Linked DNA regions of Mus musculus: all the other regions are linked to region 3. The links are chromatin loops, found by intact Hi-C in ENCODE. Cell type or tissue: heart. All regions are shown on one strand.

Region 1 (2,500 bases), 170 kb before region 3:
TACAAGGATCTATGTACCCATCTCCCTACTTCTCATCACTCCTCAGCAGCCCTCTAAAGCTATTTCTTCGGGGTTTCTGGGGTACAATCTATGTCTTGTGGACTCCTTTTCCGTTTCATTAAAGAGCAATATTGTTTGAACTGGAGGGTAAATTTCTCTCCCCACCCCTTTCTCCCCATTCTGTCTTCCTCCTTTGCTCTTACTTCCTCTTTTGTTGTTGTTTTTGTGATTCCCACAGCAAAAATCTGCCCCCAGGACTGTCTGAGTCCACACTGGCTGCTCGGCTCATGGTGCAGGTGTGTGGGAGCCCTCCTCCACATGGTCTCCACAGCAACCCGCCACTCTAATCTGCTGAATATGAAAAGAAGAAACAGAAAGAGAAAAGCCATCCACCCCCTTCTGCTCCATCCATGAGTCCAAAAGAAGGATATCGTCTCCAGGCATTCCTGATAATACCCCAGCCATTGCCCTGGCAACAGTCACAGGGAGCCGGCATGGCCTGTGGAGAAAGCAGTCCCTGTCTCTAGCTCAGGCGGCTTCCTCCTCCTCCTCTTCTCCCACCACGGATCTCCTAATAGCCCCTAACAATTGTGCACCCCACTTTTGGCCCACTGCCTCATGCCCTCCAGCCTGCCAGCGGACCACTGACACAGAGAATACAGAAATCCACATACTTTTCTCCTAATGGTACTGAAATGATACTTGCAGGCATGCATACAGGCTTCTAAGTGTGTATAGATGAGATTGTGTGTGTGTGTGTCTGTGTGTCTGTGCCTGTGTATAGATTTGAAAGACTCTTCACCTCTAGCTCCCCTGCAGATGAACTGTGTTTACACGCTGAATGAAGAAGTGGAGACTACTTCTTATCAAAGCTAAGAGTTTGGAAAAGCCACCGCTTACAACTCCCATTCTCTCAGCTGAGCTGGCTGAGGAGGTTTGCAGAGCCCTTTGCTCTGAGCCTCATACCCAGCAGTGAAAGCTCTCATTTGTCTTAAGGCCATCATGTTGATGCAGCTGGCTTTGACACTGCTTACCTCAGCATTTTTTTTTTTTTCGGTTGAAAGACAGAAGGCTTCCTTGTGATCCCAGCCTTTTCCTATCAAATGACACTCAGCCTGGGTTTGGGTGACTTATTTACTGGCACTAGACCAGTAAAAACAAAAATGAACGTTCGCAACTAATAAATCCTCGTGCTTAGATAGCTAGAGCCACAGCGGTGGGATTACACCAGAATGCTCGGCCGTTACTGGAGGGCTCCCAGGCTGTGCGGAGCCTAGTAAGTCAGAGGAGGAAAGGGGACCAAATCAAGGAGCAGAGAAATTACGTGCAGCATGGGTTTTGGACAATGAAAACCTTTTATCTTCACTCTACGATGTGCTTTCCGGGTGGGAGATTCTACAGGCAGAAATAGGGTGCACTGTGTTTGCATCATCGCGGTGAGCCTGCTAAGCTTGCCACCTTGACCTTCCTTTCTTGAAAATCAAACCACACCCATCTTCAGTAAGATGAAAAAAGACAGCTAAGATTCTGGACAGCGCAATCACAGCTTTTCAGAGAACTGAAAGGAGCTATTTTTATAGAGGGCACGAGGTCAAGAATGTTTAGCAAACAAATTGAATGTCATCTACTCGCAGAGAATTCTCCAAGGACCTTCCTTCTCCCAGGCCCTTGTGGAAAGTGAGGGCACCTCTGAGAGGCGGGTGCAATGATGTTTTTCCTTGTTTCAGAATTGATCTTTGGTATAGAAGAACATTTTTATGTTAATATAAATCCAAAAGAATCCCACCATAAAATATCGACACAGCCAAAGCTTTCCTTCTTCCACGACTACTTCTAAGACTCTGAGCATCCACACTTCCTTTAAGGTTAGGTCTGCTGGGGCAGCTACCATTGTGTCACAGTGGAAAACTTCCTCATAGGATTTAACCTGATGGAACTAAATAGAGATTAAAAAGCAGAGGATTTTTTTAAAGTATAAGTCAAATGGCCTTTGTACAAGCTAATGGGCATTTGACTATTTGGAAAGATGATTGACAGCCATTGATTTCTCTCTTCCTTTTTAATTTTGGCTTCATGACTGAGAGACTACCACAAAGGATATTTACTGGTGACATATTAGAACACAGCCACCCAGCGGTTCGACTTGTTTGTATAATTCCTTTAATCTATGTTGTTGCCACTGTCATCCTGTTTAGCTGTGATGTCCCCTCATTACAAAGAAGATACCTACAATGAGTGGATAATGGGAGCTATGCTCTCTCAAAGCACCCAATGAAAGAACATATTACAAGTCTTTCAGAGCTCTGCGAAATTATTGCATCTGATGGCTTTGACAGTGCCATCCTTAAGGTAAAACCAGATGAATCAAATGTGCATAGACTAGTTCAGTCGTCTCATTAGGAAGCTTTTAGAATGCTTGCTGTCCACCAATGACGCAGCCTCTTTAAATGCTTTCATAAGTCTTCAGGGTTGAAATGTAATGTCTCTGTGATGGAACATA
Region 2 (2,500 bases), 180 kb before region 3:
TGATACTGTCCCATCCTCACAGCTCATTCTACCAGTGCCTCAGTGGTCACCAAAGCAGAGATCTTCCAGATAGTTGAAATGATTAAACAATAAGCCATAAAAGCTAAAAGGAGACTATGATAATCTAATCTATTTTATAGACTGTTGATGTCAAGATTCAAGAAAATGAGAGGATTTGTCTCTCTAAGTCCAGAAGTTTCTAAAGACCCTACGTGAATGCAGGAGACAAATCTAAGCTAGCCATCCTTCTCCATTCCTCTTAGTAACTGTGAAGGAAAGGAACAAAACACCCAACAGCCTCTGAGGATGGACTTCATCACACTGTAGGCCCCTGGCCCTTGTTTTTCTTAAATTAATTTTCTGAATGAAGTACAGACAAAAATTTCATGCGTTAACCATATACAAACTGTTCAGCAGATATAATTTCCTTTCACTGAGTTAGTAATATACTACACAGGAACTAGGTAGATTCAAACGTAATGGGACCAATAAAAGTAAGACTAGATTATAGTTAACCATTGTCATGTTGAAAACTGTCAGCAAATGGAGCAGACATCTCTTCATGGTCTAACACGCTTGGGAAAGCCCATGAATATGAAAAAAAATAGTGAAAATTATAAAGTTGGTTCTACCTTCAGAAAGCACACAGATAGGAAGACAGGATTCAAAAAAATAAGTGATTTGGAAGAATATATTTATAATTTTGAACAAAGTGTCGAAAATATAGATGACTATAGCTGTGAGAAGGGGGCCTTAGCTATTCCTTTAAAGATTGTATCTGCAAGAAAATAAATAAATAAATAAAGCAAACCTAACCTTTGGTTGATTTGTGACACAATGTTTCAGAAAAAGATAGATCATGTAATTTGGAATTAGGACAAGAAAATCACTGCTTCAAACTGAGAGCAAAATTTCCTGAAAGATATAGAGAAAGAAGTCATGATTCAAAGAGCAAAGGCACAAGGGAAGACAGCGGTAGAGAATCCAAGTACTTAAAAGGCAGCATGGGCACTGCTATCAAAGCTGTACTTGGGCACCAGCTGAAGTACTAAATTATTAACAGCCATTTTAAACAGAAAGGCCAAAGTCCATTGAGGAAAACCAAAAATGGCAAAGTTGGAAGCCAAGTGGAGTAGTGGAGTGGTTTTTACAACAGCTTGCAATGAGAGGCAGAAGAGAGACATGGCATTATAGATCTTGGTGTAAGATGCATTATCAAACCCAGATTGAAACTTGGAGAGCTCTGGGTTACGGATAATAAAATGCAATGGTTTTTCTATTTATTAAAAATGATGATGCTCACAGTCAGCTATTGGATCGATCACAGGAGCCCCAATGGAGGAGTTAGAGAAAGTACCCAAGGAGATAATGGGGTCTGCAACCCCTTTAGGTGGAACAACAATATGAACTAACCAGTACCCCCGGAGCTTGTGTCTCTAGCTGCATATGTAGCAGAAGATGGCCTAGTCGGCCATCATTGGGAGGAGAGGCCCCTTGGTCTTGAAAACTTTATATGTCCCAGTACAGGGGAACGCCAGGGTCAAGGAGTGGGAGTGGGTGGGTAGGGGAGTGGGGGGGGGGAATGGGGGACTTTTGGGATAGCATTGGAAATGTAAATGAGGAAAATACCTAATTAAAAAAAGTGTTGAAAAATGATATGACAATATTTTGTGTGTCAAATTTCTATAAATTTGGGAGAGAGGATTGGTTCACTTAAACTGAGCTCTTCTGATAAGCAACAGGACATATTCTTTTTTTATCTTCATGAAAGCTGGAAAATACAAACCTCATAGAAATTATCTTGAACGACGACTTACCCTTACACTCAGGACGACCCTCACAACAGCTGCCTTAGCAGTGCTTGGAGGACGGGCCTCTGCCTTTGCTTTGGACATGCTGTTCCACTCTGGTGAGGCCTCAGTGGGCCCAAGGATTGTTCTCCCTAGTAGCCTATGCTTCCACTTCTAGATTACACTACAGGTACTTAACTCTCCACCTACAGTTTTTTTCTCATATCAATTGACTGCCCTTCCAGACCAGAGCTGGCTTCACTTGCAGAAGCCACTTTCGGGGAGATGGACTATAACAGCAGTATTTGCCTCCAAGGGTTATAGAGGTCTAGTTGCCACTGGCTGCAGTGTGTGTGTTAGTAGTTATCAGGGTTCTGGAGAAGTGATGGAAATCATGGGCAGGTGCACTTGTTCCTTTGAGCTGAGGATGGAGCAAGGAATAAATGGAGACTAGATCTCCCTCTAATGTTCCTCTGTGAAACTAAGAAACCAGAGTCTTGTATAGTATTATCTTCAAGACTGGGAGAGAGAGACCATATTTAATTGGACCATTGTTAGCCTAATTTACATATTTAGACAGTTGGTATGAGTCCAAGCCTGAAAATTCCTGGAGGCTGGATGACTCCTTGGTCCCATTCAGCATATGCAAAATCCCATTGAAGAAAAGATTATATATTCCTTTCTCAGTTTCTTTTGGCCTATCTGACAAG
Region 3 (2,500 bases):
GAATGAACTACTAGTACCTTAACAAATATTGGAAGCAGTGGCTCATTTCTCTCTCTTCCAATCTTGAGCATTTATATTTCACACCAAAGTTGTCAATATTATCTTGTAATCAGGATTTGATGTCTCTGAGGTCCGTGCCAATCTACTCATCCTCTTGTCTCCAGCACTAGCAGCAAATCCAAGCCAAAAAAGGAAATTATGCTCTATTAATATTTATTAAGTGAATAATATATCCAAATGAACATAAAATGTGGGTTACGAAGAACACCTGATTGGATCCTGATAAGAGTATTACAATTGTATATCATTCCCGTTCCTAACTCAAAGACTGTCGCTCTGTCTCAGATCATTACTGCTTTGTCATTTCCCTGTGTCACAAGTGGCACACGTTAGACTTTTCAAAAGTTCAGTTTGATTGGTTTGCTAAAAGCTAATGAAAGCTTAGCAACAATCTCTTCAAGAAATAAAAGCCCTGGTTTCTGTCATATGTTCCCAACCACAGTATGAATACTGCTGCTATGGCCAATTTTAAGCCACCAAGGTAACATTAATGGTTTCCACAATTCCAGAAAAATGCAGTATTTGGTTCTCACAGCCTGTTCCAACTGGCTTAGGGATACTTGTTTGACTACAAATTTAGAGTTCTTGCCCCTAAGCCAAGGCTGGTTGTCATGTTCCAGTTTTAATGGCTGAAGATCCTACCAATAACGGACTCCAAGACAATCAACTATTGTAGACACTGCCTCTTGGCAGCCTCTCTCTTCCACACTACTTTGCAGCTGGTCATATTACCAACAAATCCACTTAACAGGAATGTTCTTTCTTCCTCTCCTGCTACTTATTTCTGCTTTTAGATAACAAATTAATCAGAATACAGAATATTGAAGTAAATTACTGCCTCCTAACATCCCATTTTTTAATGTAAAGGTATGAAAAACAACACTTTTTGGGAGTTTTTCAGGAATGATGTCTTTGGGCCACTCAGTTGTCTTGAGGTGCAATGACAGTTGATGGCTTGTATTCACGATCAAATAACTCTAATGTTGTGGTACCTGTGGGGAGCTGTTTATCTTCAGTGTTTTCAAGCAGAAAGAAAATGTTTAGAAAACCTCCTAGGTCCCCCAAAGTCTTCTTGGAATTGTTTGAGATGCCTTGGAATGCTAGTGAAATCCACATAGGATGATTACAGGGTGGCTTTCGGCACTGTTAAAAACTCTCACGTTATCCCCGGGGACTTTGCTGTGGAACATGCTGTAACGGGAGTGCAAAGCGGCTAGGTCAACCAAATCGTCTCTCTGCGACTTGGGGATTTCTCGGAGCCAGAAATGTTATCCAAGATTCATCCCTGTGACTGAGGAGAATTGCAGCAGCTGCTCACAGGACATCAGATCTTAATGCAGCATCTATTTAAGCAACGACCTGGATGGCAGATGCTGGATTACAATGACTGGATGCACGTGTGACTGGCTGCAGTGAAATAATGTTTGTTCTCTCTGGCTTCCAAACAACATTTTAAAAAATGTCTGGGAAAACATCATGTCAGAGTCACATAATGGTCAGGGTCAGGAAGAAAGGTGGAATTATTCTGTGTGCTTTTTTGTATACAGTACATGGGCTTTGTTCTCACATAGCTCCAGCCACATGCAATTTAGATGCAAAAAAATTGGTCATGATCTGAAGTGGAAATTTATGGATGAATGTCAAAAGTCTTCCTCCGTGCCTCCGTGATGTTAACAATCTAATTCTCAAGCCTTAAAACATCATGAAGATTTTCTTATTCTTAATTTGTGGTGTTTATAGCACACAGACATTTCCTTGTCTTTTGTAAGATGTCTAGATTTCAGAAAAAATATTAAAATTAAATATCTTTTGCTTTTCAAAAGTTGCTTAAATAGGAACCAGTTGAAAGGAAACGAACTACATCCACACAGCCTTCTAAAAACTTGCTGCTATACATTTTTTGAAAACTCTGATAATGTTTTTCCCTCTGACCTCAGCTACATAGATCAGGATACAAGTGTAAGGAATATGCATGCTAGACACCCAGATGGCTCAGAAAGTGTTTGACGTCTGTCATCACCAAGGCCAAACACCTGGATGGCTGCATTCATTTTCACTCTCTAGACAGGTGTCTTGAAACCTTGGAAATTAGACTGAATTTGATGCAGTGTAAGTCATAAAGCTGAATGGGGTGCAGTCAAAGGTGAAATGGGAGAAAAAAAACCAATTCTTGTACCATCTACTCGCTCCCAATCACTTTTCCTCATATTTTTTATGTTTAATTGTCATTAAATTGCTATGAGGCATTATATTTATCATATAGATAAGGAAACTATGCTTTAGGAAGCTGAATCATTTACAAATATCACGTATTTTAAGGATGATAATGTTGATATCTAGAGATCTTTAATAGAAGAGAGTTATAAGCAAGTGCAATCACATTATAAGATATAAGATGGAGAGCTGAGGGGAGTAGCATTCCTGAATAAATAAGATAGCA

What was found. Peaks named below come from ENCODE experiments on the same cell type or tissue, not always from the same donor. Only the 100,000 strongest peaks of a DNase experiment are listed, where the experiment ranks them.
Region 1: it touches region 3 in a loop (1.8-fold over the local background); 2 of 42 quality-filtered maps call a loop at or near these places.
Region 2: it touches region 3 in a loop (1.8-fold over the local background); 2 of 42 quality-filtered maps call a loop at or near these places.

What each region holds. Positions count from the first base shown.
Region 1 is chr4:81,743,736-81,746,235 of GRCm38, forward strand. It overlaps Gm11412 (a long non-coding RNA gene), which reads left to right. Exons shown (of 3, transcript XR_881378.1): 2 at 239-2,349. Among named protein-coding and RNA genes, the nearest start is that of Gm11412, 1.4 kb to the left of the region's middle. In heart, no CTCF peak of the experiment used is centred here; DNase peaks (open chromatin) are centred at 416 and 1,226; H3K27ac peaks cover 1,574 bases.
Region 2 is chr4:81,733,527-81,736,026 of GRCm38, forward strand. No RefSeq gene overlaps it. Among named protein-coding and RNA genes, the nearest start is that of Gm11412, 8.9 kb to the right of the region's middle. In heart, no CTCF peak of the experiment used is centred here; no DNase peak of the experiment used is centred here.
Region 3 is chr4:81,912,189-81,914,688 of GRCm38, forward strand. No RefSeq gene overlaps it. Among named protein-coding and RNA genes, the nearest start is that of Gm46886, 21 kb to the right of the region's middle. In heart, no CTCF peak of the experiment used is centred here; DNase peaks (open chromatin) are centred at 673 and 1,343.